2 separate regions of the Mus musculus genome follow, and region 1 is linked to region 2. The links are chromatin loops, found by intact Hi-C in ENCODE. Cell type or tissue: heart. All regions are shown on one strand. Links, peaks and the distances in the headings refer to the core of each region. The heading gives the core; the rest is flanking DNA.

The links. Hi-C counts contacts between places; a loop is a spot of excess contacts. Peaks named below come from ENCODE experiments on the same cell type or tissue, not always from the same donor. Only the 100,000 strongest peaks of a DNase experiment are listed, where the experiment ranks them.
Region 1: a loop joins it to region 2, with 11 times the contacts of the local background. A loop is called at or near these places in 6 of 42 quality-filtered maps.

The regions. Positions count from the first base shown.
Region 1 is chr5:119,049,745-119,065,766 of GRCm38, forward strand. Gm30895 (a long non-coding RNA gene) reads left to right here and starts at 3,882. Exons shown (of 4, transcript XR_878728.1): 1 at 3,882-4,051. In heart, for the core only: a CTCF peak has its summit at 8,622; DNase peaks (open chromatin) are centred at 5,867, 8,647, 9,037 and 11,327; H3K27ac peaks cover 2,205 bases; H3K27me3 peaks cover 1,659 bases.
Region 2 is chr5:119,678,989-119,695,010 of GRCm38, forward strand. It overlaps Tbx3 (T-box 3), which reads left to right. Exons shown (of 8, transcript NM_011535.3): 7 at 1,407-2,077; 8 at 3,643-5,736. The coding sequence ends at 4,104. It overlaps Tbx3os2 (T-box 3, opposite strand 2), which reads right to left and starts at 12,230. Exons shown (of 3, transcript NR_040416.1): 1 at 12,020-12,230; 2 at 9,236-9,409; 3 at 6,100-7,066. In heart, for the core only: a CTCF peak has its summit at 7,510; a DNase peak (open chromatin) is centred at 3,823; H3K4me3 peaks cover 3,452 bases; H3K27ac peaks cover 2,292 bases; H3K27me3 peaks cover 7,430 bases.

The DNA.
Region 1 (16,022 bases), core at 4,618-12,617, 630 kb before region 2:
GGAAAAGGTGTAGTATAGAATAGTAAGTATAGTATAGAATAGATTCTTTGTAACGTAAGACTCCTATAGTTGGTGCTGTGTGTTCAAAGGTTGAGGTGAGGTACCAGGAGAGGCAGGCAGATTCAGATTGACAGGTTCCTAGAATGAGAGCATCCCAGGATCTACACGGCCTGTGTGAAACAACCCATCCAATAGTTACAGAATTCTTCTGAGGTAGAATCCCACGCCTTGATGACAACTTCACTCCCGGTTACAGACCTGGGCAGCCCGATGAAGGTCAAGTGTGTGAGACTTTCTGTCACTGGGACAAAACACCCAAGGTACAGCTTTAGAAAAAGTTTATTGGGCTCCCGGTTTCAGAGCCTTTTGGCCATTTGTCTCCAATACCCGCCCCTGCCCCATGAGACTGTGGTGAGACAGGGCATTGGGACAAGAAAGTTATGGCTCAGTATCCTTGTTCACATCATGGCTGGCAGGAAGCAGGAAAAAAAAAGAAGAAGAAAAGAAAAGAAAAGAAAAGAAAAGAAAAGAAAAGAAAAGAAAAGAAAAGAAAAGAAAAGAAAAGAAAAAAAACAAAAACAAAAACAAAAAAACAGACAGGGAAAGGCTGGATCTACACATCCTTCACGCATGCGCCTCCAAGGACCCACCTTCTTCAGCTCCGCCTCTTTCCCTCTAGCCTCACTAAGCTCACAGATGCAAAATTTGAACCCGCCCATCTGTGAAACTGGTCCTTAAGTTAGAGCCCTCATAAGCTAATAAAACTGCGCATTTGGGTAATCTTCTCTGCCGACTGGCTGACTGGAGTTGGAGGCAGAGGCTGGACTGATAAATGTGGACCCCTGAGCCCAAAGGGATGTATATTTGTTCATCTTTCCAGTCTTAAGAGCATATGGGATACCCCTGGCCCTTTCTAGTAGATTCCGTCTGGGATCTCCCATTTAGTTTCTTTCATTCATACGCTCTGACTTGTGTACTTGGCTTGGCCTCAGAACCCCAAATCTGCCCAGAATGAGGTCACATGAATGGAGGAAGGAAGGCAGCTCTAGGGTCTCCCAGCAGCCACAGGAACCTCTACCATGAGTCCAGAGGCCTAGACTGGACTTCTCCCTTCAAGGTCAGCTAAACCTGGCTCAGAGATTTCCCTGTCAACAGCCCAATTGATCATTTTCTCAGGCCGCCTGAGTAACGGATTCCCAGTCTTGGATGGCTGCCGTGGAACTCTGTCTCTTCTACCCAATGCCCCGGGGCCTTGTTAAACCTTTCTCTTCAGCCCTCGGAGTCAATGTCCAATCTCAGAAATGGCCTCATCTCGAGATCCATCCCAGTCAGCGGGCAATATTGAAATCCCTGGTGTCACCGTGCAGTCTCCTTGTCTCTCTTCAGGGTCGATGGTTAAAAATTCATGGTTCTCTTCAAAGGAGGAAAAATTGCTTAAACTGCTTTCCCACTTGCAAGCGCCCCCCTTTTTGATTCAAAATCAAACCTTTGTCTAGACAGGCCAGGGCTTTTTGCTGACATATCTTGCCAGCTCTGAAACCTCGAAGTTCACCCAGATCACCCCTCCTGCCCCTCTGCCTCTTCCCAGCCCTGGCTACGGTCTACACTACAGGGTTTCCTGACACAGGCGTTGAGCAGTTCAGAGCCCAGCTCACTGGCAGGATGCCTTGGGCTCTACCACACCAGCTCAGCTTGCTTTAAAAACCTGATAAAGGACCCTCATCCTGCAAATGCTGCTCTTATTTCTCCATCTCCCCCTTTCTCCTTTTTGATTTCTCTTCTGTTCCAAGTTATTATGTGTGCCTTGAAGAGTAATCAGGGATTGGGTGAGGGCCAAGACAAAAATTAAGTCAACTCCCTGCAGAACAAGACAGGGCCATACAAGTAATGTCAGAACTCAGAAGGCTGAGGCAGGAGGATTTTCAGGAGTTCAAGCCTGGGATACATAGTGAATTCTAAGCTGATCTGGGGCTAAAGAATGAAACCCTGTCTTAAAAGCAAACAAAAATTCAAAATGGTAGTGTGTGTATGTGTGTAAAATGTATATATAAACAATATATATAGTATGTGTAAATGTATAGTATGTTTGTGTGTGTATATATATATATATATATATATATATATATATATATATATATATATATATATATACACACACACCAATATAATAGAGATGTCTATAATCACCCCTTAAACTTTCCAGGTGAACAATATAATTCACTTTCCCTAGTCTCTGAGAACCAGTTACTTGACCAGCTTGTTTGTGTACCTGTGACTCAGGACTCCCTCCAGAGAATTCCGGCATCTGTCACTGCAACTTTGCCTACACTAATACACCCTTCCCAGCTGGGGCTCATCTGGGTGTGGACCGAACTTGGTCAACCAAGTCAGGAAGAGAGCCTGGCATGGCTGGGAAAGAGGCCTAAGGCCCAAATACTAGGAAAAGGTGAATTTTATGAGCAGAGGTGGAAACAGACTCCACGGGCTGATGTTAGAACTAGCGAGGACAGAGGGCCAGAGGTCACAGGCCAGAGGCTGATGCGGGCAGGATACCGGTGCAGAAACAATGGAGGGCTCATCACAAAAGCAGATAACAGCAACCCAGGCCTTAGGTAAGTGTCAGCTCCCACTGGGGCCTTGAGGATCAGATAAATATAATCTACAAGGACCAAAGACAGAAGAGCAAAGCCTGGCGGCTGACTTCCAGTTGGGGCACATTCCTTCTTTTCCTTCTTTAAATGTCCCATCTTTGTCCATTAGAGACCTTCAGTCTCCACAGGGTAAACAAACCAAAGGCTATAAAAGGCTTCATCTGGCTCCTACCCCTCCTTTGAGTCCAGCCCACCCCCTGCCAGAAAAAAAAAAAAAAGGTGTTGTATAAATAAAAAATACTGTCATTCTAATGCGCTGGACAAATGCGTGATAAAGATCAGAGCAGGGGCCAAGGCCCTTCTCAGCCACCTCGGCAGGGGGGCTAGGCACAACTCTGCTCTTAACCACTAAGACAAGCCATGTTGCATAGCCTCTGAGATGGGCGAAGAAATGAAGGAAATTCCCCATTTCCTGGCAGCGAGGTTGGGCGAGCCTGGCCTGGCCGCGGTTCTGACTTTGATGTGGAGATATGACCAGCACCGATCTCCAAAGGGACACTGTGTAATGAAGTGACATTGGCTTTTCCATGCAAAGCACAGTCACTGGAGGAGTCTTGCAATGGGAAACTGACGGTTCCTGGGGAGGGAAGCTACCACTAGTCACAGAGGGTGACTTTGAACCCAAGTGGCATGTCTGGGCTATTCAGTTCTGAGATGTTTGGGACAGGCATACATGAGTCTGGGTGTATACCCGTCTGTCAGTATGGAGATGGGTATAAAAGTTCCAGCATTTGGCAATGATCTGAATGAGGGAATTTATATGCCACCCGACAGCAGCCAGATGCACCACGGGCACTGTATTCCCAGAATGGAATTCTACACAGCCTTGAAAAGGGAGCTGCTATAATGCACAGTGGCCAAGACTCGTCCCACAGAGAGGGTGAAGGGTGAAGCTGGATAGATCTATTCAGATAAAGCTTAAAACTTGAAAACCTAACAGCTGCCGAACAGTTAGTGAGGGAAACCCCTCTCTCTGGACAAAGAAGGAACATAATTCTGATTTTCCTAGAGACCTCGTGTCTCTTCACTTCTAGTCTTTAACTGGTAAGGGAAGGTTTTGGGTTTGGTGCCTCAGCACATACCACTGCTGGACCCTCAGCGATATTTTCAGGAATGGTCATGTGACTCAAAGGCAGTCCAAGCACTGACTGCTACCCCACCCCCACCCCCATTCCGAGAGTCACACACAATGGAATCAAGACTCCTGGAACTTACAAGGGAGAACTTAGAGAATGAATAGGAGCCCGGTGAGCCACTGGGAGCTGTGCGGACACACCTGGAGAGGAGGTATATCAAAATCAGCATGGCTGGGACACAGAGAGGGGCCAATCTTAGCCAACCCGAGCTGATTTCCCGCATCTGCCTGCTCCATCATCCACGTCAGCAGGACCACACTCCTGGTAGGTGTGAGCTGCTGTGACCGTGACCCCTATTCTAACTGGGCTCCAGAAACCTTCCATTTTCTGGTAAGCAGTACCACTGAGAACAGATTCTGGGTACTGGTACAACCCAGTGGGTTTTAATTCCCACTCCGCCCCCTATAGGTAAGGGAGGGAATGGCGTGAGGCAGGGAGCTGCACTGAGGAGAAACAAGAGCCATTATTATTTCTCCTGTCTGGAGGGGATCTGAGCGAGCCTCACTCGATGCCACAGGACCCACCTTCGACAGTGCCTCTCCCACCCTTACCCCCTCACCTGTCATTTTCCCTCCTAGATCTATACCTCTTCTTGCATAGAGTGGGCATATCCCTCTGCAGGATAAGTCTCGCTGTTAATACCCCTCAAGGACGTCTGTGTCCATTTCTGGACTCGATGGTACTTTGGCCTTTTAGTGTTGTTGGTTTTGAGTTGGAGTCTTACTCTGTGTGCCTAGGCTGGCCTAGAATTCACCACTTAGTTCTGGCTAGCTTCAAATCCACAGCCACTCTTTTATGTCAGACTCTCTAGTGCTAGGCTCATAGGTGAGCATCATCCGCACCTGGCTTCAATCTTGTACGTAATAGTACAATCCTTGTTATTGATATCGAGTATTGAGTTCACACTCACTGTGCTGAGAGCATCACTTGAATCCTGTACTGTCCTCTGTGTTGCCTCTGTGTTGACACTTGCCCAGGCTGGCAGCACACCTCGTCCAAGTGAGCTGCCCCCTGGAGGTGATCCAAGCTTAGCTTTTTCATAGGTCCTGCTATCCAAGTTGGCAGAGTCACATCTCCAAAGATGTTTACTTTGTTCGGGCTCTTGACTCCTGGGAGGAAGGCTTGTTTTCATTGGGCAGGTGTAGAAACCTGAGGTTGCCAGAGGCGCAGAGAACCCGCCCCAGAGCCGTCACTTCACTGAGGTGCCCTGATGTCAGTCATGCAGATTGACACACTTACAGGACTTAGAGGTCACAGCCTTTGTCCCAAAAGCCAGGTGTGGCCACCCATCCTCAATAAGGCAGAGGAAGCAATCAAATTAATAGTGAAAAGCAACAAATGGTGATTGATCCGATTGGGGCCATGTTGAGAAGGATGTGGGATCCAGCGATGTCCCGTCCCGTCCCGTCCCGTGCCCCCCCCCCCCCCCCACCGCACCAAGTCCATCTTCTGGATCCTGACCTGAGGGGTATGGTTTAAATAGAAAGTACAGAGCCTCAAGGTGTGGTACCCCATCCACTGCTCCCAGCTTCTAGTCCCTAACGCAAGGGCGTCTGACAAGCTGTCAATCTTTTTTAGGAGACACGCCCCTCCTCTGGCAGCCCCCAGAGTCAGATCACTTCTCCTCCTATCAGGAAATTCCGGGAGGAATCTTGTAATTTCTTGGGGGTGCTTTTTTTTTTTCTCTTTTAATTATCTGATAGCTGGAGGGGACCCAAGTGTCTCTTTAGAATCTATCCTGGGGAAAGCCTGCAGGAGGTCTTCTTCACTGGGCGTTGGATTTGAACTTGAGAGGAGGGACTGGTACCCTACCTGTGGACATTTTACTGGCAAGGAATGGGAGTTTACCACGGAACGAAGCCCTCTTACTCAAGTTCGGGTCAGGGAGAAGGAGATGGGGTTTGTAAAGCATCAGGGCTAGGGTGAGCCAGCCTGCATACCCACCCCATTGTTCCCCGCTTGGCAGCCAGCTCCAACGCAGGTAAATAGAAAGGATGCCGTCATTGTTTGTCGCTGGTCCTAATGACTTTAGGCTTTGTGTCTCTGGAGCCAGGCCTCACCCCCGGGAAGCTGGCCCGTGGCCTGAGAGGCACCAGCCGCCTTTGAAACAATGGCCTTTGTTCTTCATACTTTCCCTATCAAAGCCTCACAGCGGGGATGGCCCTCCGAGGCGCTGGGCGCCTGGATAATTCCTGTCCCAGAGCGGGGAGGGGAGCCAGGAAAGGAGAGGCCAGGTGCAACTTTGACCCAGTTAGGTTAGCTGGGGTTACAGACCTGCTTGTTAGGAAGGGGCCCTGTGAGTAAAGGGTCCGGTAACTCCTCTCGATCCATGTTTCTCTCAGTACTTTCAGGGAATTCAAAGTCTTGGAACGACAGGTATGAGCCAAGAGGTATCTATAGCAATGCCAATGACAATAATAGCAATAGTAGTAGTAGTAATAACAATAATAATAATAATAATAAATTTCTATTAGCTCTCTGATGGCTTCACACTGCTGTTTTGATCCCTGGTTTTTCAATGAAAAGATCAAGGGTCAAGAAAGACCCCGTCAGTCAGTCGATGGCCACAAAGTGAGGTTTTTTTGTTTGTTTGTTTTGTGGGTTATTTTTTGTTTTGATTTGATTTGTTTTTTTGAGACGGTTTCTCTGTGTAGCCCTGGCTGTCCTGGAACTCACTCTGTAGATCAGGCTGGCCTCGAACTCAGAAATCTGCCTGTCTCTGCCTCCCAAGTGCTGGGATTAAAGGCGGGCGACACCACTGCCCAGCTTGTTTTGTTTTGTTTTGGCAATTGTACCTGAGCTCTGATGCTTAGCCAGACCATGTGACCTTGGGAGGCTCTTTTGTCAGCCTCATTTTGCTCATCTGTGAAATGGGATGAGGTTTGTTAGCACTTGGGTGTCGTTGGCTCCCTGTGGGAAACAGAAAGCACACCTCCCCCCAACGGTTCAAACGTTGAGAATTTAAATCATACAGTGGAGGGGATGGCGATTAAGAATAAAAAACCAAACAGGGCCCCTCCAGCACCCAGAATCTATCAAGGGTCAGTAGTTTACATACATGCAGGGGTGTGAGTCTTAAAAGATGAGATTTCTGAACTGCAGGGCAAGGAGAGGCTTAGACTTTCAGGGATATGGAGAAATGCCCTGTCACTTGCTGGGGTCTCCTGCCTGAGGGAGTCTCTCTCTCTCTCTCTCTCTCTCTCTCTCTCTCTCTCTCTCTCTCTGTCCCTCGCTGTGGGAAAGCCTTCATTAGAGCCAGGCATCCTGGAGACACACTGTTTGCAGGGGCAAAACCTCTGAGCATCATAGACAGAGCAGAGGAGAGTGCAGACAGAGTGCCGGGACCCAGCCTTCCAGGGTCCTTATGTCAGTCAGCCACTCTGGTCCACAGGAGGTACATGCAAAGCCATTTCTGTGTTGAAGACCTACTCCATGCCAGGGACAGAAGAGGACCCTGGCACATGGTAACTGTCTTCTGACCCCCACGGAGCCCTTAACCTTTCCACGTCCAGTTTCCTTTTCTGAGGTGACCCACACTCCTGTAAGGGTTTCCTGAGTTAAATCCAGGGAGCCCTTGAAAGGTTCGCAGACCCTTGAAATGATTGCCTTCAAGATGGGCTCTCCGATGGATGAGCTAAGCTGAGAAGGTGATATGTGTTGCTCTCTCAGGAGCAGCTATTGATTGGGGAGCAGAGCCAGGAAGCCTGTTCCTATCAAGTGGATTGAGAAGGCCTCCTCTCTAACTCTGATGATGGTGCTACCACCTGGAGGGGGATTAGGGAAATTTTAAGAGCCGGAATGAAGCAGCCAGGACAGAGGATGGCTTGGATGCTGAGGCAGAAAGAGCTTGAGAGGCTCAGGGGACCAGGGAAATACCAGGTTGGAGGAACACAGGTAGAGGCTGAGGTTAGGGGAGGGCTGAGTGGCCCAGGCCGTAGAGGCCTGTGTGGGAAACTAGAATTCCTCACACACACACAAAAAGAAAACAAAAACAAAAACCCAAGAAAGACATGGTTGTGAGAAGAGATACAGCCAGGATTTTTTTTTAATGTGAGTTTCTGAAAAAGCACGATGCAAGAAAGAATTAAGTATTAAATATGGAAGGGTTTTTCTGGGGACAGGTGTCCGAACACTGGAGAATTAGAGAGGAGTCTGGAGAGGGCCATAGAGCTGTGGTGCTGGCCGCCTTCTTCGGAAAAGAGAGGGTATTATGAAAGGCAAGGAACCTTCCGTTGAGCCATCTGCCCAAGGGATGGCGTGTTTTCCAGAAACTTCCCTGCCTGGGTACCCCGCTGCCTGGAGTTAGGCTTCTGTAAAGGTACAACCGGTAACAGTTGGCAGGACATCTTCAAGCATGGCCCTCTTCAGCCACTGCACCAAATACCACCTCCAGGATCTCAGTCAGCCCTGGCCCTGACAGACAGGCAATAGCATCTTCTCACAGATTCAAAGCTGAGGCCCAGAGGATGCCGGGCCTTGTTCCCTGCCCAAGGCTACGCAGCCAGGAAATGTCAGAGCTGGGGTTCAAACCTGTGTACATACTTCTCATTAACCCACACTCTACATGAGTACAGACCTGGCCACAGGTACAACAATGATATGGGGAGCCTGGTACCTCTCCTCTTGTCCCTCTGGGCTCCCTGGAGTCCTCCCTACCTGCAGGTGTGAATGCAAGGTGCACCCTTTCTGGTTTGCATTTTTCATCCACACTGTTTTGAGGAGATGGGCCAGGAAAGTGGCCAGGAGGTTATGGAAGGTTCTAGTTGCAGAGCCCCACCCAGGGGCTGCGTGGGCAACCCCAGATGGAACTCACGGGAGGTCACACAGAGATAAGAGCCTGCTGGTGAGTCAGGAGCTGCCTGGCTCCATCTCTGTCCCTTCGGGGCCACTCTACTGACACCCTGCAAATCCCCTGCCTCCCAGGAGGAAGTCAGGCCTGTAGCCTTGCTTCCTGTTATTATACTGTTTTTTACAGCCTGGAATTGATTTAAGTGTTACGCTCTTGCTAAGAATACGCCCTGACAGTTGAAAGGAACTCTTAGGATTGTCTTAATTTGTGAAGAATTAGTTGTCGCTAGGTTATTTTTTTATTTATTTTTTTTTCCTTTCCCTTCTCTGCTTTCTTCTCCGCAGGGTCAGGCTGGAGCCCGGTCATTGTTGTTAAATTTAGATCTGAAACTATATTGGGCCTGGTCCTGTGTCACTAAGCTTTCACTACCTAAAACAGGAAGGAAGGCTCCAGCTGGGGACTTTCAGAAAGCCAAGGAACTTTCTGAAGGCCTCGCTCGGGGCAGTGAGACTGAGTAGAAAGCACTAGATTCGGGTAGGGAGGGAGAGATCCAGGGAGGGTTGTTTGTCTTAAATTTAATAAGAAAAAGGAAAAAAAAATCCTCCTTCTCCATGTACCTGTGCCCGGATCTGCAGCCATGGTAGAGTGTGGGAGGCGAGAGCTGCATGCCTGAGTTCAAATCCAAGCTCGGTCACTTTCTAGCTATGTGGTTTTGAGCAGGCCGTGAGATTTCAGCTTCCAGGGGCCACAGTTTCCCGTCTGTGAAATGATGACGGTACCGCCTGTCTCTCGTGGCTGGGAGTGCACGGGGGTAAGGCAGGTGACATTTGGTCCAGTGCTTGATCTGATGTGGATGCGTTTGAAGACAAGCTGGCAACTTTGAAATCCGAACTGCTCCCAGATCCAGACCTTTCTGAGGGCTGACCTGACACCACAAACAGAATAATATTCCTGACCACAAGGAGACAGACCCAAGCAGGTTGATTCAAAATATTACATAAAATTACCTCCTGTCTACATACAATTCATGTTTAGTCTTGAGTCCTGTCCCCAGGATAACTCGTGGCACAGACGCAAATATTTCCAAATCTGAAATTGGGACACTTCTGGCCCAAGGCATTTTGTTTCCAGGGTATAGAACCCTAAACTAGCTCCAGACTCCATGATTGGTGGTAGCATTTAAATTTAGATAATATCAAGGAAAGATTTAGAGATAAACACACACACACACACACACACACACACACACACACACACACATACACACACACACACACACACACACACACACAGTTTCCATGACTGCAATCACTAGCTATTTAACAAGTGAGGCTCACTATGAAACAGCAAAGGTAATGGCCAATGCTGACTGAGTGTCCTGCCTGGCACTGAGCTAAGTCCTTTCTATATGAAATAATATATAGCAGTTGTTTAAAAAGCAACCTGAGGTTTGGGGTGGAGGGGACTCACAATCCTTATCACAGGGACTTTGGAGATCATACTAAACAGATTTTTATCCTCAGGGTAATTAGAGCCATTGGTGATTTTAGGCCCACGATGGTCACAAGATTTCACACAAGAGATCCAGTGTCGATGCACCCTGGAAGGTCCTAGCCAACTTCTTCTGTCTCTTGGCTCCATGTGTACCGTACAGGGACAGTCACAATTATGAGCTTATTGTGGGGACAAGCTAGGGAGGGGTTTGAGGATGAACGTGGGACTCTTAGCCTCAGAGGTGACAGTCCCCTGGTAATGTCATCCTAGAGGTGTGGCCCAGGGAGGTTGAGTAGGTGAGGAGGGGAGAGCTGAGATGTGTGGACTTTATATTTCACAGGCTCACCCCTCCAGCCATACCCTGTTCTTAGAACTCCTTACTCCTGAAGCGGTGAGATTAGATCTAGAGACAGACCTGGGCTGGTTTTTCAGAAACTGAAACCTGGCCAGGTGGAGCCTGTTTTCCCTGTGTACTAGCAACATGACTTGGGGGCATCTGGCAGACCGGCTGACCCAGGGACACCAAGTAGACCCTTTGATCTGTATCCTTAAGTAGTCTCTCTTACCCTGGGTAGACCTTCTAAATTGCACCCCCAAGTAGACCTTCTGACTTGCACCCCCAGGATTAGTCTGTGAGTTCCCTGAGGCCTCTTTTGTCATCTGTACACTGTGGTACCCACATCAGCGGCATGGGACTTCAGTCCTTTGTGTCTTGTCAGTGTCTGGTTCCCAGTACTGTCACTGTTGGGTCCCCAGTACCAAAGCAACAGTGGTATACAGTAAGTGCTTATTGTATGTATTCTGCTTGAGGAGAGGGTTTCCGAATCCTCCACCTTCTGTATGAATACCTACACATCTACACATCACATCACATCACATCACACACACAGGGGGGGGGGGATTTTTAAGGGAGAGAGAAAAAAATTTTAGGAGTTCATTTTGTCTACAGAATTTGGTATATAAAATTAAATAAACCAAAGGAGTGAATCTACCCTGTATCCCCCATCTTCCCAGCCTCCTGTGGGATCTCCCATTGGTCCTTCCCTCCCTGTCCACTCTCCTTTCCTGCTTCTTCTACCTTCAAGTGCTTAGATTCTGAAGCAATCCCCCCACTACAGAAACTTGAATCCTGCACAACTTCCTCAGAGCCCCAGAGCTGACCCCTCCACCCTGCAAGGTTTTGAAACACAGTCAATACCCAGTTTTCACAAACCAGCTACAGACTCTCATCTCAGCTCCAGGTCCCAGGGGATGCCTGGCTTGTCCTTCTGGTCTATCTGCGTAAAGCTCCTTTTAAGGATGCTTAGAGTCTGAGTCTCCAGGCTGGGAACAATTGATCCTTTCTTTCCTGTGGTGATCTCTTTAATCACTCTGAGTTGCCCTGGGCATCCCTCCTTCTTTGCCCGGCTGAGGCCGACTTGCTCTGTTAAATTCAGTCACTCCAATTGATCCGGCAGGTATTTCTGGATGCGGCAGTCAGATCCCAAGTTCTCAAAGAAACAGAGACCATTATGAGCCATCTGGATGCCTACAGCGTTCATTCCGAGCCCTTTTGAGGTGAGGAAACCCAGTGTTCCTTCCAGAACTGCATCTTGTCCTGAAGGAGAAAGTCTGGGTGAGGAGACTCGTGTGGATGTCTCTTCCTGTACTCTCAGCTTGAAAAAATGTCTTGGGTTTACTGAATCCCAGTGTCTTCCTCTGTGGAAGGGATGAATAGACACACACAGGCACAGATACTCTCCCGTGCACATGTGCATGCACGCACACATGCATACACATGCACACACGTATGCACACACCTTTATGTGCAAATGCTCTCACATATGTGAAAAAGAAAAACTCTGCCAAGAGAATATATCTAAGAAGTTTGACCCCTTGCTAGCAAACTTTAAGTAAAAAACGTTTGGACTGAAGATGCGTGGAACAGGGCAGGGAAAGAAACAAGAGTTCAGGGATTGTGTTTCTATCAAGCAGCTCGGCAGTTGGGACGCACATCCTCTAACTTGGTTCCCTCCACAGTACCAAGGCCACAATATCAAGACCTTCAGAACAAGTTGTTGTTGTTGGGTGGGGGTTGGGGGTGGGGTTGAATTAGCTCAGACATGGACCATACTTGCAAGAATTTCTGGCCCATATGTAATAGCTATCATCATGGGCTTTATGAAGCTTCTAGAGTACAGCTTCTGAGGTTTGTGGGGGAAAAAACGGGAAGAAAGAATATGGTACATGCTCAGCATTTTTATTCTTGATAACTGTTCTGTGAGTCAAGAGTTGGATTTAGAAAAGTGCGTCCCAGTTAATTGTGGATAAGATGGATAAGAATGGGCACATGCAGGTCGATGTGCTGGAAGTTCTGAGAGGAGGCAAGAAGCTAATGTTTGAGACAGATGGAGGAGAGCCAGAGAGCCAACTGGCAGAAAGTCCTTTGGCGTTATGGCTGAATCTGACACCAGAGCAGAGGGAAATGTGTTCTTGCATCTGGACCCCTCTGTTGGTGATAATAAATGATACAAGTAATTAAGGAGAAATTGAACACTTTGCTCTTAGCTCGTCCTCAGCAGATAGACTCTTTCCATTGGTCAATATTTACCTCCCGGAGTGAGTGATGGGAGTCAATACCTACTTCCTGTTGTTAGCCCATGTATTTTTCTGTACACTACACATAAGCGGCCTACACACACGGGCACCGGTGCACTAATAGCTATATCAATAGAAAATCAACAGTAATCATTTATTTTTAATGGTCATCACTGTGAAACACCAAACGGAGCAATATCGTCCAAGACGGAGAGGAACACTTAGCGTGACAGATGTCTGTGGGTAATTGATTCGGGTTAACAACTTCCCGTCTTAATGGTGCTAATTGCGTTAATCAACGGGCTGATTTCATCAGAGGCTTTCAAAAGCACCTTCTTGGGTTAATGACATAGCTCCCAGGTGAAGCACCCAGGACTGGATCAGTGGTGGCTTGCAGCCCAGCCAATCAACCCACCAGTCAGTCCTTGTTTCCATTGGAGTTCAGGGGTCTGGTTAAGCCCATTGGTCATGCACAGGGCTGGCAGTGGTAGTGAAGTGTTTGAGGCTGTCCAGAATTGCTTCCCTAGCATACAGACCCCGCTCCAGCTCCCTTTCTGGTACTCATGACACTTGACTTTGTCTTGAAATGCTGGGCAAAGGCTCTGCATCAGGCTGATGAGTGTACCCTTGGAACTGAATGTCTTGAGCAGAAAGAGCTAGAAATAAGGAGAAATCACGTTTACAAGGAATTGCTTTCAGGGAGAGTGACCAGCAAGCCTTTCAACCAAGTAGATACTTATCTCAGTCTCCAGGCAGTTTCTGACTCTGGAGTGCCTCCTCAATCCCCCTAGCTCTCTAATATACCATCAGCAGAGTCTTCTTTGGTTTCGGTAGCTTGTACCACAGCTCTGCCTGCTTTCATGTCTTTACCAAGCACGCCAATTCCACTAGACTGATGACCGCTACTCAGAACACTGTGAGAGGACTCAGACTAAGAATGGTGGAAAGAAGACTAGTATTCAACCAGCAACATCCGCACCTCGTCTGAATAACTTTATGATGTGGTTAGGGCTGTGCATGACTTAAAGGATCTTAGAGACCTGGAATGCAGGGCCTAAGGGGTTGGACTCAGAGGCCACACCTCTTCCACGTCTTTGCTGTGGGGTCGTGGACACGCCACTGAACTAACTCTGTGTCTCAGTTTCCTCTGCTCCATGGTTCTTGTTTTGAGAATGTAGTAAGTCAATAATAGGTCAAGGGTTAAAGCTGTGTGGGGATAAATGATGAGTTCTCTGCTGTTTTGACTACTTGGTCATTATTCTGCTTGGGGTACAGATACTGTGAACCCCAGCAATCCTTGGATGCTCGAGTAAATGGGACACTTCAGATTAAAGGTAGTGGTCAATAGGTGTGGCCATTATGTTCACTGCCTGTTGTCGGAAGTTATCCTTGTCCCAGATGCCATGTGCAAGTTGAGATCAATTCTCCTGTCTCCGATTTTTGCATCAGGTAAAAAAGTTTGCTTGATCAAACTCTCTCCCACTTCCTCTTGAGCTTCCCACCACTGTGATTAAACCAGTATATCTTCTGTTGTATTTATTTTTAATTGTGTGTGTGTGTGTATGTGGGTAGGTGCACATGTATATGTGTGCATGTACATGTGCATGTGTGAATGTATGTATGTGTGCATGGTGCATATATGTATGTATGTGTCTATGTGTGCATGTGTATGGTGTGCATGTGTGCAAACATATGTGAGCATGTATGTGTGCATATGTGCACACATATGTGTGTGTGTGCACCTGTATGTGGTGCACATATATGTATGTGTATATGTGCATGTCTGTGTGTATGTAGGATATGTGTGCATAAATGTGTGTGGTGTAGATGTGTGTGTGTGTATGTGGTACAGATATGTGTATATGTGTGCATATGCAGTGTATGTATGTGCCTATGTATGTGTGCCTATGTGTGGTGCACATATATGTATGTGTGTGCCTCTGTGTGTGTGTGTGTGTGTGTGTGTGTGCGATGCAGATATGTGTGGTGTATGTGTGGTGCACATATGCGTGTGTATGTGTGCCTATGCGTGGTGCACATATATGTATGTATGTGCCTATGTGTGTGTGCCTGTGTATATGTAGGGTGTATGTGTGTAAGAGTGTGTGTGTGTGTGTGTGTGAATGTGTATATGTGTGTGTGCGCTCATGCACGAACGTGCCTCAAAGCTCATGTGATGTGGAAGCCAGAAGACAACTAATAGGAGTCATTTCTCTCCTTCTGTGTGGAGCCCGGATTGAATTGTACTAGGTCATCAGGGACAGTGGCTGGCACCTTCACCCATGGAACCATCTCTCTGGTCCAAAGCCAGTGTTTACGTTTAGCGTTTGCTGTGTGGACTTGCATAACTAGGTCCCCTGAGCACACCCATTTCTAGCCTGCCCCTTGACCCTTCACCAATGTGAGCTGCTTCAGACTCACTTGTCTTTTCTAGGACCAGACAGCGAGTGACTTGTAAAACCCACTCCCTGAAAATTCAATTGCCTAAGCATGTTTTTGTGTGCGTGGACACATGCATGCTCCCGAGTGGGAAGACCTGAGAATGACGTTAGGCCCACTCTCTTCAGCCTCACTCACTGAGGCAGGGTCTCCTAATTGAAACCAGAATTCACCAGGAACCAGTGTGGCTAGCTTAGCAAGAGCTGGGGTGGGGGGTTGGGGGTGGGGGGGAGGAGGATGCAAGCCCTGTATCCACCTTCTGAGGTGTATGTATGTGTTTGTGCATGTGTGCATGTGTGTGGTGCACATATGTATACCTGTGTGCATGTACTGTGCATATGTGGTGCACATATGTGTACGTATGTGCACATGGATGTGTGTGCGTGTATGTATGCATGTGTGAGTATGTATGCATACCTGTGTGTGGTGCACATATATGTATGTGTGTTCCTGTGTGTATGTAGGATATGTGGGCTCTGGGGACCCTGACTCTGGCCATCACACTTGCACAGCCAGATCTATCTTCCCAACCCCCAACTCCCCCAATTCTTAGTAAGAAGATTATTTTAAAAGTTTTAATTCTGATCTAGGAGATCTATCTATCTATCTATCTATCTATCTATCTATCTATCTATCTAATCTATAATTTATCTAAGTGCTTCTCTCATCTATCACCTATCTGTAATAATTATTGATGTATCATGTATCTATCTGCCATCAATCATTCACCTATCCACCTACCATCTATCTATAATATATATTTATCTCTCACTTATCTATTTGACTATCATCTCTTGACCATCTGTTAATTAAGTTAATTTATGAATTCTCCTTTCATTATAAGAATGCTTCGTTACTCTCTTTTCCTGTGTACAAAGCCCTGCAATGAACACTTCAATATCTTAGGCCATCGGGACTTCCCAGATAAAGCATCTC
Region 2 (16,022 bases), core at 3,282-11,281:
ATAGGAAACCTGGGAACACCCACACACACAACCTTATTTGGCTGGTGTGTGTGTGTGTGTGTGTGTGTGTGTGTGTGTGTGTGTGTGTGTGTGGGTGGGTGGGTGGCAAGGCAGTTTGGCAGTTTTACAAAGCACCTGAAGCACCTCTCCCTCTGTCCTTCTGTCTGTCCAAACTATCTCTGTTCCCTGCTGCCCTCTTTCCAGCCATCAGTATCCAGCTGAATTCTGGGTGAGCCTGGGTTTTGCAGGGTCTGTTGAAGGCCTCTGTCCTCAGCCACCTGGTACCTAGGGAGGTGGGAGAAGAAAAGGCATAGTCCCCTGGGAGTGTGTGTGTGTCAGCTTTGGGGAGGTAGGGTAGGAATAGAAAAAGCTGACTCCTAAGCCAGTTTTCTGTTTAAAGAGCAAGAGGCATTTATTTATTTAGAAAGACAGCTCTGGACAGGAAGAAACCTGTTTTTGTTTTTGTTTTGTTTTAAGTGAAATAAAAGGGAAGTTTTTTTGGTTTTTTTTTTTTTGTTTGTTTGTTTTTTAAATGTCTTCAATCCATTTACACTTAACATAAAGTGAGGTTCAATTTTTTTTTCCTCCCCTGGTCTGGGAGGACACCCACAGAAGAGGGTGTGGTGGAAGAGAGATGTAAATAAATAAATAAAAGAATGAATAAGCAAATAAATAAATAAATAAATAAATAAATAAATAAATAAATAAATATCTGATTGTCCCACCACGAAACTTCCGAGGAACAGAAGGCTCCTGGGGAGGGTGTTTAGTTTCTGCCCATGCCCATTCGTATGCCAGGATTCATTCCAAACAAATCCTCCCCAAATTATTCACAAATTTGTGGAAGTGCCTGACCTCTGTCGATTGGGCTAGCCCCAGACTTTGAAGGTAACAGGAAAGTACTCCAGCAGAGTTCTGAGGTCACGGGTTTAGTCCTTAAAAGAAAAAAAAAAAAAAAAAGCGAATTTGCAATCCAATAGAGAGATGCTAGGGAAAGCTTTGGCTCTAAGCAGCTGGTCTTTCTGGTTTTGTTTTGTTTTAAAGTAGAATTATTACAATAAGAAAAGCTGCCAGTTGGGGGCCTGGCTGGAGAAGGTTGAACACTTGTGATTCCTTCTGATAGTGTAAAGTGTATCAACATCACCATTATCATCGTCCCATTTTACAGACTGGGAAAATGAAGTCTGGGAGTGGTGCAGTCAGGGTTACATAGACAATAAACCGCCCAGTGGGAAGTCATGTTCTTGAGATACTTTCACTCTGTAGTCAGGCTGTCCCCTTGCCTCAGACGCCCCAATGTTGGCAAGGCAGGCATCGCTCCTGGGTGCTGGGCTGGGAGGTGGGGTTTAAACCTGGAAACGAGATTGACCATCCGTTTCCCTTGGCCTTTTCCTCTCCTCCCCAAGATCTGTGTCCCAGCGAAGCCGAGAGTGACGCCGAGGCTGAGAGCAAGGAGGAGCACGGCCCTGAGGCCTGCGACGCGGCCAAGATTTCCACCACTACGGCCGAGGAGCCAGGCCGCGACAAGGGCAGCCCAGCAACCAGGGCGCAGCTGTTCCCCGCGGAGCCCAGCCGGGCCCGCGACACCGCGCGTCTGGACAAGGCATCGCCAGACTCGCGCCATAGCCCGGCCACCATCTCGTCCAGCACGCGAGTTCCGGGAGCTGATGAGCGCAGGAGTCCCGGGCGCGAGGGTCCAGTCGCCACCAAGGTGGATGAGGCGCGCGCGATTCCTGCCAAGGACGCCTTCGCTCCACTGTCGGTGCAGACAGACGCCACCGCGCACCTAGCGCAGGGGCCCCTCCCGGGCTTGGGTTTCGCCCCAGGCCTTGCGGGCCAGCAGTTCTTCAACGGGCACCCGCTCTTCCTGCACCCGGGCCAGTTCGCCATGGGCGGCGCCTTCTCTAGCATGGCTGCAGGCATGGGGCCCCTGCTGGCCACAGTATCCGGAGCATCCACCGGCGTCTCAGGCCTAGAATCCACAGCCATGGCCTCGGCTGCCGCAGCGCAGGGACTGTCTGGGGCGTCGGCTGCCACCCTGCCCTTCCACCTCCAACAACACGTTCTGGCCTCCCAGGTATTGCTTCCTGCCTGCCCGCCTATCACCCACCGGTCCAAGCCAGCCTCAGTCCCAGTCCCTTGACTAGGAGTGTTAGCTTGTAATCCATGCTAGTAACTATTAGAATATTTTATTGACCCTCAGCAGGGTGTAGCATCTATCTTACTGAGCCTTCTTGAAACCTACCCTCCCCACCCCACCCCACCCCCAGCTCCTTTTTAAATTGCTTCTTGTAAATTAGGCTGTGAATAGCTTAGCTCCACACTATTAGCTTTGTGACAAGTTTGGGTCATTTGATGTATCATCTCTGGCCCAGAGAGGTTGAATCCCTTGGCTAAGGTCACACAGCTGGTCCCTTGGTGGAGCAGAGCCTGGGATGAGCTGACTCTTCAGGGACCTCTTTTGGTTTCTCCTTCCTGCCAACTTGGTTTACTGGAGGCTCATAGCCACTATTACCCCCCCAGGAGAGATGTGGGGAAGGGAGGTCACTGATTCCCTGGGTGAGAATTTGGTCTGGAGTTGAGCAAGCCTTCTCGCTAGTTCAAAGCCTTTCTCTTCCACCCGACTCCCAAACAGCCCAGCCTATCTCTAAAGGGTTAATGGGTTGCACACACGTGGGAAATGTCAAAGAAGGGAGGGGCTGGCAAGCTTGTGTGTGTGTGTGTGTGTGTGTGTGTGTGTGTGTGTGTGAGAGAGAGAGAGAGAGAGAGAGAGAGAGAGAGAGAGGTTCAGACAGCTGTGCCTGTGCAAGGAAAGTGCTCAGGAGAAGGCTCTGAACCCAGTAGGAAACCTCTCTGGTATTTTTTTTCTGGCCTACTCCGACCTTTTGTTTTGTCTGAGCATATTCATCTCCCTTGCCTGAGCCAAAAGACACAGGGTCCTCCTCATTGGGAGAAGATGGAGCTGAGAAAAGGGCTAGCCTCTACCTTACCACCAACCCTACCTCTCTGCACTGCCCCGCCCTCTCCCCCCACCCCAGACAGGCAGGTGACAGGTGGAGGAGGGGCAGCCAGAACAGACTAGTCTAGTGGCATCAGGTAAAGGACACACCCAGGGCTCTTGCATTCAAATTCTGCTTCTGTTTGGTCTTTTTGCCCCACCCCCTCAAGTGCCTCAGTATCCTGCCTGGAAACTAACCTTCGAGGCTGGGCGCTTGCTATCTTAATAAGTAACACCTTTTTACTCCACCTCCCACCCACCCACCCAATTTCACATCATTCTTATTTTCTTACTTGGGAAAGATCTAGAGTAGAGAATGGAAGATACTAAGATACTGTGTGCACCAGAATTTAACTCTAGCCTCTTTGGTGGAAGCCCTCGCTGAAGCCACTCAACAGGTGCAGCTGCTCGCCCTCCTGGGAACTTGTTAATAGCCCCGAGGGTTAGGCACCATAGATGACATATTGTGGAAGATTTAATAGCCACGGAACTCTCCAGTCTATTAACCCCTTAGTTTAGCATGCAACCCAGGAAAAGTGTCCCTCCACTCCTCCAAAACAGGTGGTTTGCCCCAGATAGTAGGCGGTGGAGGAGAAGGGTTCCCCACTCTCTAACTCCCTATGTTTCTTCTCTCTCTTCCCCAGGGCTTGGCTATGTCGCCTTTCGGGAGCCTGTTTCCTTACCCCTACACATACATGGCTGCAGCAGCTGCAGCCTCCACCGCGGCCGCCTCCAGCTCCGTGCACCGCCACCCGTTCCTCAATTTGAACAGCATGCGCCCCAGGCTGCGTTACAGCCCCTATTCCATCCCCGTCCCAGTGCCGGATAGCAGCAGTTTGCTGGCCACAGCTTTACCATCAATGGCTTCCGCCGCGGGGCCCCTAGACGGCAAAGCGGCCGCCCTGGCAGCCAGCCCAGCCTCGGTGGCTGTGGACTCGGGGTCGGAACTGAACAGCCGCTCGTCCACGCTGTCCTCTGGCTCAGTGTCCTTGTCACCCAAACTCTGCTCCGAGAAGGAGGCGGCTACCAGCGAACTGCAGAGTATCCAGCGGCTGGTCAGTGGCTTGGAAGCCAAGCCAGACAGGTCTTGCAGCGGGTCCCCTTAAAAACAAGAAAAACAAAATCGCCCCCTCCCCCAAGGTCTCTCCATTCCAGTTTGGTCAAATCTGCCAGTGCACTTTGTTAGATGTAAAATAAACCACGGGCCTTCCACATGGGGTGACCCCCGCCCTGTCCCTTTCAGTTTTGTCTGGGAGGGAGCACTAAAGCCTTTCCAGAGACTATGCTAGATACCACAGGCCCTGCCACCATGGGCTGTGTAACCAGGCTGCTGTTGCTTTGAAACGCGGGACTGAGGGGGCGGGAGGAGTGGTGGCAAACAGGCTTTTGTGTCTAGAGCGACTTTTGTGCAGGCTGGTATGGAAGTCGGGGCTGAAGAACAAGGTAGCCAGGCCAGCCAGGAGCGCGGGTCTTTGAGAGACTTCACCGGAATCTTTCCCCCTTCGTGTGTTTAGTGGAAACATCCCCCCTCCTAAACAAACTAACAAAACCAATATGGAGGTGGGGGGAGATGAAGTCCTGTGGAACTGTCTATGAAGACTGAAACTCACCAATTGCTGAGTACTTTCGTTGGGGCAGAGAGAAGAGGGGCCTTACCTTGCCCCATCTATATTAAAGGAATCCTGTCTTTTTTTGTTTGTTTGTTTTTAAATATTGTGATGTTTTAAGAGCCGATGCTGGCTTCTTTTTTGCATGTTACAGTTTTCTGGGTTTATTTTGCCCCCCCCCCCTTTTATGGAAAAACAACGGAAGTCCCATTATCCTCAACCTTGCTCAAGGCGGCAACCAGGAGGAAGTGGGGTAAAAGGGGCAGCTATGGGCATGAAACCAACCGAGTTGATTTTTATCTGAGCGCTTGTAGAGGGCTTCGTGTGCCTGTTGGACCATTAGTTCTTTTAACTGTATATGCAATAACAAGGTTTTAAAAGATAATAATAAAGAGGAAACACGACTATTGGACAAAGTATTTATGTAATTATTTGATATCTCTTGTAAATAGGTGGAATATGACTGCTCAGAAAGTTAAACTTTAATTTATTGAATTGTACATAGCTGGATGTAAATAGGAGCGTGTCTGTCAGGTTTTATTCTTGTTTTGCCTTTTGGGTCTTATTTCCAGGTCAGGAGATGGCTAATCCACACTAGCAAGCCTAGGCATCTTTATTCACATCTCCATGCTTTCAAGTAGAGCTGGCTGCAAAGTTTTTTTTTTTTTTTCTGATGGAGGGGGTGGGATCGGGAGTACTCCTAACTATTTTCACCAAAATTGGGGAGGTAATGGCCCTTCCGGGCTCCACTTGAAATTCCCTAAACTCTTGACACCCCCAGAGGGGTTGAGATTGTTGTGTGAGTAGGGGGGGGGGGGGAACGGCCTTGCGGAGGCCACCATAGAACCGTCCTAATTTTTCATAGACTCTGGCATCTTACTAACCCATGTGAGGTTTTCATTGTTCATCTTTATGGTGTTTTGGATTGGTGTACTGAGAGGGACTTGGTTCAAACGACCATGAAAGGCAAAACAAAACAAAAAATTAAAAAAAAAAACAAAAAACAACAACAAAAAAACAAAAAAAAAACCCAAGAAGGAGTATTTTGTGTTTAGTCTTTGATGAGTTTTCTGTAATTCTCCCCCTCTTTAAAAACATCACTGAAATTTCAATAAATTTTTATTGAAATGAGTTTTGAAGTTGTGGTAATGATTTCTTCAAGAGTTGTCTTTCAGAGCCGGATCGAGGATGATCTTCCAGTCTGCTCCCTTCCTCTCTAAATAATAATTAAGACCACCCCCACCCCTCCCAGCAACCTAAAATGAAATGTCACTCAAGTTAAAAGGCTGAAAACAAGTCCCTTGCTCCGGCGAAGGGAGCCACATTTGATTTGAAAATATTTTCCCTTTAATTTAGGGAGCAGAACGGGAGAAGAAAGGGGCCTGATTAGGTTTCCTAAAGAGGAACTTCATATACTTCAGTTTTAATGGGAGAAGATTTTTACCCTGTGTTCAAAGTCGGCTCCCCCCCCCCCCCAGGAATCCGACCGGAAATAAGAGCTAGGAGGGGTTTTCGCTTTTAATTCGTTTTTCCCTTTTCTGACATGGATCACAAAACAAAATAAATAAGGTCCGCTACACCCACGGAATCTAGCACAGGAAAAGGCCAAGCAGACTCCCTTATCCATGGACATTCAGGGCTGTGGGTAAGGCCCAGGAGTGGGCTCCACAGTGACCATGAGAGAGAGGCAAGGTGCTTTCGGAGTCCACATGGAACACCCAAGGCAAAAGGCACCGGGGAAGCTACCATCTCATTTCCCTAACCAGTCCCGAGTCAGTTAGGCAACCTATCTTTTTGAAGTTCAATTTATCTTTGAATCTTTCAAATATATACATATATCAATCAATCAATTAATCAATCAGTGAAGCCTCTGTCCTGTCCTGTCATTCTTCAGTCTCCCCACCCTCCAGGATCCTCTCGGGGGCGTGTGTGTGTGTGTGTGTGTGTGTGTGTGTGTGTGTGTTGTGTTGGAGAGGGGTTACAAGGGAAGGTACTCTAGAGTTAGCCCTTAGGACTTTCTTGCCCTGGGGGCCTTGACTCAAAGACCCAGCTGGAGCCCGCCAGGCGGCTGACTTGCCCCCAACCCCCATCCCGGAGCCCGCCAGCCGGGCCCAACGTCCCTGTCACCTCTTGAATGGAGAGTCATGAGGGGGGCCCCTCCTCTCCCCTCCTGTGTTTGGAAGAGGATCCAGCTCTAGACCTTGGAGGGGTGGGCAAGCCCCCCTTTTCTAGCCCAGGCACGTGGGGACCCGCACTGCTTCTCCCCAGCTGTCTAGGGAGGAGGAGAAAACAACGGGAGAGAGGGGACTGGAGAGTGCTTAAGGGGACATGGGGACGGGAAAGGCCGGTCCTCTTCGGGACCAAAACTCTTCTTCACAGTCCGCCCTGGGAAGGTGGTAGTTGGCTCATGGCCTCCGGCTGCGCGAGCTCCCAAATTGAGGAGAAAATAGCTCGGCTTAAACTGCGGAGAAAGCAGAAACCAAACCAAATCAAACCAAACTTGCTTGGCTTTCTCAGTCGGATTTTTCTTCCCTCTTTCCTCCTCCATCCCCCAAATTTGGGGACAGTGCCCAAACCTGTCCCCGGCCCCTCCTCAGACTCTCTTCTTTTCTTTCCTCTTTCCTTTTAATCTCCGCTGTATCTTATTTATATATAGTGCTGTTAATGTGTAACTCTTGTGGCGCTGATGGACCAGGGGTGACTCGCTCGCAATCTCTCTGAATTTCTGTACCTATTACTCACCTGGCGCCGGTCGCAATCTCGCCGCGGGCTTTATGGTGGTGGTGGCGGCGGCTGCGGAGGCCACTCGGGGCCGGCGCCTGGGTTGGTTGGTTTTTTTTTTTTTTTTTTTTTTTCCCCTTTCCTTTTTTTTTCTCCTTGGCTTCGAGTGCCACCTGTCTGTCTGACCCACGAATGCGCCCTGCCTAACTGCGGCTGGCTAGGCACCCCAGAGCCTTCTGGATTCTGGAACGTGAGGTCTTCACCTCTGCGCCCCTTTCTGGTCGCACCCCCCCCCCACGACCCCAGTCTGACATACCCTCTCCAAAGCCACCCCGCCCCGCCCCCACCTCACTACTGTCAGAAGAAGAGCCAAGTCTTCCATCTATCCCTATGTGGGCCTCAGACGAGATTTCCAAGGGATTTTTGGAAAGTCAAGGAGGGGGACTGTAGTTCCTTATTCTCTCCGTGTGGAAATATGGAGATACAGGAGGAGGTAACCAGGATGGAGGAGTAGCAGATAAAAGGAGACACCCGCACCCCTCCCACACACACACACACCAATCTGCCCACATAGTCTCAACTCAGACCAACTTCGCTTTGTCCAGATTTTTTGTTGTTGTACTATATAAACTCCAAGTTTGGGACTTTTCTTATTTTTCTCCCGGCCGCGTCTACAGGGACAAAGGAAGACCAGAGTTCTTGCAACCACCAGCCCCCCTTGCGACTCCCATCCCCGCAGTGCTGGGGGACCTGCAGGGCTGGAGTGCCTTGGAGATCCGTGGATATAAGGTCATGAATGCTGGTACCGGTTAGAACCCTCCGGGCGCCCGCCCACCAGCCCGCCAGTGGGGAAGATCGGCTCCAGGCTGCGCTGGCGTCTGAGACCGGACGGGAGGGGCTGAGGTCACCTTCGCTGGGCTTTAGAGCTGTGGGTAGAGGCGTCCGGGTTCTTCCTGACCTCCTGGCGCTAATTGCAGGGGCCGAAGGGCGTGCTTGGGCACAGGCAGGGGTCGTGACCCTGCAGTCAGCCCCCCTGCCCCCGGTCTAGGTTGTCCTGTAGTAACTAGCGAGGGGTGTACGGTGTGTAGGCTTGTACAGAGTCTCTCTCTGAACCTGAACTGTCCTAAGATCCACCTATGCATGGGTGAAAGTTTCGAAGTAGGTAGAGGCCTTTCAAAAAATTCCATTCGAGGAAAACCAGAGATCTGACCTTTCCCCTAAGCCAACAGACAGGCTCCTTGAGGCTCTATAAGACCGCTTGTAACCTTGCCGTCAGCACACTTTCTGCCTCGCCGGCTTCTAAACTTGGGCTCTTGGCAGCCAGCCAAGAAAATAGCTATGGGGGAGTATTTGTGTGCCCCCCCCCAGCGTTCCCCCAGGAGTGGCCTAATATTGTCTAGATGAAGCCATAGAAGTCGGTACCTACAAGGAGCGGTGGGATGCTGGTACTCCGAGCCCAGGGGCCCACAGGTGTTAGAAAGCCATGTGTGTGTTTGCGTGTTCTTGTGTGTGCTCCATCTGCGGACGTCCCTTCCAATTTGGATTTAGGAGTTTCATTTGCGAGACAGTTCCGGATGTAAAACGCACTCGGTTGTTTTATAATCAAGATGCGTATAATCAAGAAATATATGTTGCAGATGTGGGTGTTCAAAGCACACAGAATAACCACGATAGAAATTGATGGCGTTGCAAGGGGGGAACGCGTGCGCGCTCTGGCCTGGTGCACTTGGGGAAAGCACCCACGAAGTGACCTCAGTCACTCGCACGATTAACCCTGTAAAGGGCGTTCGATTTTCAGGCCCCGTGGTAGAAAGCGCCAGTACGCAGACGCAGGCAGATTAAAGTCGTTAACCTGAGCTCTGCTGGCGCCCCAGAACACAACCTTTCTTCCTAACTCAGGTGTCCCTACCTGCAGTCCCGGATACAGAGAAATTGTGGGTCGGCTTGGGGATCGGCTGCTTCCATTCTTCAGAGGTCAGGATTGTAATTTTGGTGTGAATCCCATGGTGCAATTGTCAAAGTAGGGCTTTGATTTGGAATCAGGACTTCTTTCTCTCCAGGTGAAGACTTGGAGGTTGAGGCCCTGTGGATGCCAGGTAGAAGGGATTAATTCGTCCTCAACCAAATACTAGAGTGGTTAGTCAAGCAGGCCCAAGGTTTATATCCTGGCTTCCTCTTTCTGGCAGATCAGGGACGAAGCTGAGTGTCCTAGGCTCCCAGGCTCAGATGCCCCTTGGGATCCCCAGAGTCTACAGTTGTTCTCTTTAGCCAGGAGCAAAGGCCTAGAGCTGGACAGACACAGACACAGGCTCTGCAGGTGGGGATTCTGGGAAGATCGTGTTTATACTTTGCTAGTTTGTTCTGTTCCTTTTCTAGAAACCTCTGCAAATGCAGGTTTTGGGTTTTTTTTTTGTTTTTGTTTTTGTTTTTCCTTTCAGGTCCTCTATTTGCATCGCATCGATGTGACTTTAATTGCAAGAGACAGAAAGGGAGTAAAAACCAGGGTTCTGCTGAGAAGCCAGAGATCTTAGACAGAGGACCAGCCCCTGGGCGATTGTAGGCCACACACATTCCCCCACCCCCACCCCCATAAGGTGCAGAGGACCCAAACTGAAGACTTGTCTCCCAGCTTTGGTCTAAGCCTCAGGAATAGGAGACAAAACCAGGGGGACCGGAAAGAATTCTTTAGAACAGGGTACCGACTGATGGTGCCATCTGGTTTTTCACATGCCCCTACCACCAGCTGCACCAGTGCTAGGATCCCAGGCAGCCCAGTATTGGCACTTTTAGAAATTCGATACCCCGGCACTTTGGTTTCCTGCTAATGACCTGGGCTCTGGTTTCGGATTGCTGAGTTGTCTGGTCCCCAGAGCGGTGGTTTGTCCTCCCCAGGACCCCAGAGCCAACCCTGGACTTGTATTCTTTCACACCAGCATTTTTCTTGGCCTCACCAAAGTCTCCAAGTGTCAAGGACACTATGGACACCAAACTGACCCTCGGGTAGACCTTCCTTCCTTCCGGTCACCTTTGTGGGGCTGTCATTCATTTATCTCAGTCCCCAGAACCAGCATCTTGTAGGATTTTTTTTTTTTAAATCTCTCTGTGCCTAGAAGAGGCATTCTTCACCCTGGCAGTAGCTCTAGCTATCTCCCAGTTCTCCCAATCTGGCAGAGAGCCTTGGGAAGAGCAGGTTTGGAAAGACAGTGCCATAACCAAACAACTCAGGAGCCACCACACAGGAAAAGCAACCCCTCTATCGGCCCAGCCCAGCCTGCTCTCCCCAAGGTCAGCTACTCTGAGCTCACTGGCTATTCTATAGGGCTATTTTTTGAGGAGCCCGTGAAAATTACACAGAAAATGTAGTTTACATGTGCACAGCCTTCTGAAAGGGCAGTAGAAGTTCAGATTCTCGGAGATGTGTGATCCTAACCAATGACCTACTCACACACTGCTCAGGGGACAATAACCAATGGGGTTTAGGAACATTTGGACTTAAGATTTAAGATGGTGCCTTCAGCCTGGGGCTTGCCTAGGTTAAATTTAACTTTAGCACACACACACCCCACTCCCCACTTCCCACTTCCCACTCGTAGCGCCTGGTCTTAGCCTGCTTATTTTAAATGGGAAGGCTGAAGGAAGTAGGTGTGTTCGGGCACTGTATAATTAGTTGATTAATCAGTTATATTAACTTATCAGCCGAATGATTATGAGCAGTCATTATCACCCTCAATGAGTTCTCTGTTAATTTCCTGTTGGGAGGGTCACCCTCTCTAGGCTATCCCAGGCAATAAAAAGCAACTACTTTTCATAAAACAAAATTACTTCTCACTAGAGGCCAGGGTGGAAGGTATAGGAAACTGTAGGGGAGGCCCTTTTGTGGGGAGATTTCTGGGGTCCCGGCTTGGGACTGGGTGGAGTGGGGGGGATGTGGCTTCAATGTTCACCATACTGTCAAGGTTAGCCAGGTTTCCTCTGCTCCATGCCCCCTCCAACCCTCTCAGGACATTCTAGTTTTCTGTTTGATGGTATCTTGTTTGATGACAGCCTTTTCTCCTGCATCCCACGTGGACCCCTCTCCCCACCAAATCTCAGTGCTCTTGCGTCAGACTCTTCCAAGTTCTGGGATCCCAAACTTTCTCCACTAAGACATACATGAGGGGTGGGGTGGGGTGGGGTTGGCTTTTGGGAAATACCTGTGTGGATGTTGGAGGAAGGCTACTCTGGGGCCTGGGGGAACACCTGTATAGAAGTCAGAGCAAAGATGAGAAAAAACAAAAACGCAGGAACACTTTCAGTGATATGTAATTGGCTCCCCCCCCCCCAAGCCAAGCCTGCACAGAGGACCTCGAATTAGGAAGAAGGTAGAGGCTAGCCTGGGTGTGTTTTCTACCTTTCTCCACTACTGTGTAATTTTTGACTTATCATAAAAAAAAAAAATCCATGACCATCTAAAGAAACGCTCAGGAAACAAAGGGGACATCTATGGTCCGTTTTTCTTTATTTCCTTCTGATTACTGGGGAGGAAGGCCTCTTCGCTACCCCACGAGTAAGCTCAGCCCGGCTGTATCCTGCTCAGCCCCAAGATTTGTTTCAAAAATACCATCCATGAAATCGGAAGCTGCCTGCTTGACTCAAGAGACTCCAGCCTGCCCACCAGACACCACCCATTTCTCAAGACAAATGCCACACCAACCTCTCTTCCACTCCGAGCCTGCCCCCAGGATTTTCTTGAAGGCAGGTCATAAAGTGTAGGTAGGTGTCTGCCTCTCCAGATGATGAGGATACAGGTCCTTTGCTCTGTCTTTAAACAGGACCACTTTGGAGATGACTGGAATGGGAGCGGCACCCTCCTGGCGCTTCTCGATTTCTTCAGGTTAAAACAGGACCGGGCAACCGACAACTGCACTCTACCTGAGCTGCTTCTGGGTTCTTCCCTTGGGAAAAAGCTATGAGCAGTTGCGGCCAGCGTGAGTCAGGCGCCCATGGCTTCGCTAAGCCGCTCCTTTGCTGCCATCTGCTGGTTGCACCGGAGAAGTTCACGGAGATTTTTCGAATGCAGAGAACAAGTCTCTTAAAAATAAGAAAGAGGGCTGGGGGTGGATGGTAGAGCTTGCCCCTAGATTCTATGCCAAGTTGCACAAAAATAAAGTAAGGGAAGGAGGGAAACATGGTACTGAGGCACAAAGATACGATGTAGAATAAAAACAACAGGACCTGTTTTTGTACCTTGCTACAATATTGCTTTGGTACCTTGATCAAGTTGTGTAACATCTCTTATGCCATGAGGTGAGTGTATAGTGCCGGCAGAGCAAGCTTGGCAGCTGAGTGTGAACCTCAGAAGACACGTTTTTAAAAGTCGGATGTGGAGGAATGTATCTGAGCTCACAGCACTCCTACGGGGAGATGGGGCGTGGGAGTGGAGGTCAGAACTGAAAGTCACAGTCTGGCCAGCCTGGGGTACTTCATAAGCTGCAAGGAGACTCAAACTCCCAGAATCTGTCCTCTGAGCTATATCCACATGCTTACACTCACATACATTGTATACATACTTGTTAATTAAATTATTCTATTAATTATTTTTATTATGATTAATTGATTTAGTTATTAATTTTGTCATTTAATTATTTTTATCGATTTATTAGATAATTAAAATACTCCAAGGACCAGCATGTAACTTGATGGCAGAGAATTTTTGGAGCTTGTGTGAGGATGAAGATGACGGTCTTGTAGGATGAATGATGCCCAGGTTGTACCTTTCTGCTCATTGTCTCTAAGCTGTCCTTGGACCACTGGGTTCCTGTGGATGTCTCTAAATGATTATCCTTGACTCCCTCTTTCACAATCCTCGTATCTGGAGCTCATCAAATTCACTGTCTGCTTCACCTCAAACTTACCAGTTATCCAATAGTGGGAATGATCCCAAAGTCCTGCTCGGAAGCACGTTTCAAAAAGTCCTATGATCATAGAACAGCATCATCTTCAGTGGCCTCCTCGGACAGGAGTGACCTGGCCTCTCCTTTCTCAACTGCACGCCACCCGACTCTTCAGAAGCAAGCTATTTCAAGGCCAAATTGTCACCTTCCTTCTCCCAGTGCTCCCTCAGCCTAGGTTTCAAACTTGGGCACTGGTGACAACTGGCTGGTTCTATGAGCTCAGGGATGTCCTGTCTATGAATTCAGGAAGGGGTAGTGCCATTTAGCTCTGGTATCTGCCCACTAGACAGACGCTTTGGGAGACAACCTAAGATGTCTTTGGATGCTGCCCTGAACCACGTTGACAGCATCAGCCCTGGTTAGGAGCCACTGCTTGAGTCCGAGTCCCTCAGGCACGCCCTCTTGAGGTCATCATTGGCACTTCATCCAGAATGCCTTTGCTGAACTTCAGGACTGGGCTGGGACTCCTGTCCAGTCCTGGTTCATGATGGGCCAGCCGGAAAAAAAAAAAAAAAAAAAAAAAAAAAGGTTTCCTGTAGGAGTGTTCAATATAAAAGATTACCCTCTGCATCCCGGTTTCTCCTTTTGCTTCAAACCATTTGTCTCTCTAGCACGCCTTGTTGTTCTCCCTGTGGGCACAAGGAGACACTGACAGGGTGGACAGGACATGACCTACAGGCTGACAGTACCCACCACTTGCTTTCACACTGATAAGGAAGGTTACATTTGGTTGATTGGTTAGTTGGTTCGAAGGCAAGGTCTCCCATAGTCTAGGCTGACCTCCGATTTGGTGATGATTTTGAACTCTATCCTTCTGCTTCCATGTCTCAAGTGCTAGATCATGGGCATTTGCTACCATACCCAGTTTACGTGGTGCTAGGGATGAGACCCAGAGCTTGTGCATGTGTGCTAGGGCAAGCACCTTGCTAACTGAGCCAAGTCCCCAGCCCTGCTTACAGTTTTTTTTTTTAAGATTTATTTATTTATGTATATGAGTACACTGTAGCTATACAGATGGTTGTGAGCCTTCATGTGGTTGTTGGGAATTGAATATAGGACCTCTGTTCACTCCGGTCAACCCTGCTCGCTCCAGACGACTCTGCTTGCCCAGTCCCTGCTCGCTTTGGGCCAAAGATTTATTTATTATTATAATAATGAATAAGTACATGGTAGCTGACTTCAGACACACCAGAAGAGGGCATCAGATCTAATTACGGTTGTTGTGAGCCATCATGTGGTTGCTGGGATTTGAATTCAGTACCTCTGGAAGAGCAGTCAGTGCTCTTACCTGCTGAGCCATCTCTCCAGCCCCTTGCTTACAGTTTTATTTTGATTTGGGGACAATAGATCAAGTTTCATTTTAGAGACTGCATCACTATACTGCCTAGCTCGCCTCAGAGCCTCGGGTCCTCATCCTAAGCACTAGGGTGATTGGTGCGGACCAGAACCCTCCACTTTACCTTCCAGATGCATGAGGGACGTTTGTTTTGTTTTGCCCTTTTAAAAAACAGGCTCTCTCTCTCTCTCTCTCTCTCTCTCTCTCTCTCTCTCTCTCTCTCTCTCTCCCGACTAGGTTGCCCTCAAACTCACAGAGATCCTTCTGCCCCTGCCTCCTGAACGCTGGGATTAAAGGCATGCACCACCACCCTTGGAATGGAAGGAAATTTTTTTCTCAATGAACAGTACACACATAGAACTACTCAGTCAAGTTCAAATGAAACCTGACCACGCTCACTCACTTGCACATTGTGTTCTGTTGAAAACAACCCAGCTAAAGGTTGATCAAGGAGGGTGGGAGATGGAACAAGAGTGATCCATTTAGCTTGAAGCTGGGAGACAAAGGCTAAAGCTCCCTGGGATGTTTCTGTGTGTGTGTGAGTGCACACATGCATGTGCATTATGTGCGTGTATGCATGTGTCTGTGTGCATGCCTGTGTGTGTATGTGTGTGTGCATGTGTATGTGTGTCTGTGTATGCATGTGCGTGAGCATGTATGTGTGTCTGTGTATGCATGTGTGCATGTGTGTGCACATGGGTGCATGTTTGTATGCATGTGCCCATGTGTGCATGTGTATGTGTGTCTGTGTATATGTGTGTGCATGCGTATGCATGTGTGCATTGTGCATGTGTATGTGTATCTGTGTATGCATGTGTGTGCATGTGTGCATTTGTATGTGTGTGTGTGTATACATGTACACGTATACACTTATTTTCAGGCTGTGTGGAGGAGACAGGGGATGTTTATTCCTTTCTGAAGCTAATACTTCATCCTATACAAAGTCAGGGCACACCAAGAGCTGTCCTTGACTTCTTCACCTCTCTTTTCCCTCTCCACCCCTGTCTCTTCCTTTCTTTTCTTTCTTTTATTCCCATTCTTTCTTGTCTTGTTTCCCTCCCCTCCCTCCCCTTCCCTCCCCTCCCTCCCCTTCCCTCCCCCCACACCTCTGATCACCTTTCTCCTCAGTTTCTCTTTTCCCCTTTTCTCCCCCACCCCCATTTCCAAGTGACCCCCCCCCCCCACTTTTGAGGACCAGCCCAGGAAACTGAGGCTGGAAGACTCTCCGTGAACCAGGCAAGCTTTCCCACCCAAACAAGACCTCACCACAAGTCCCCCCTCCCCCCAAGACTGCCTCTCTGTCCCCCTCTGCCCCCAGCCCCCTCTCGACTTTGGCCTCAATGAGAACCTCATTATTTATCATTTTGAAGCTCCAGGATTTTCAGAGCCCAAATCCAAGCTTAAAATGGAGGCAATTACCCAGATAA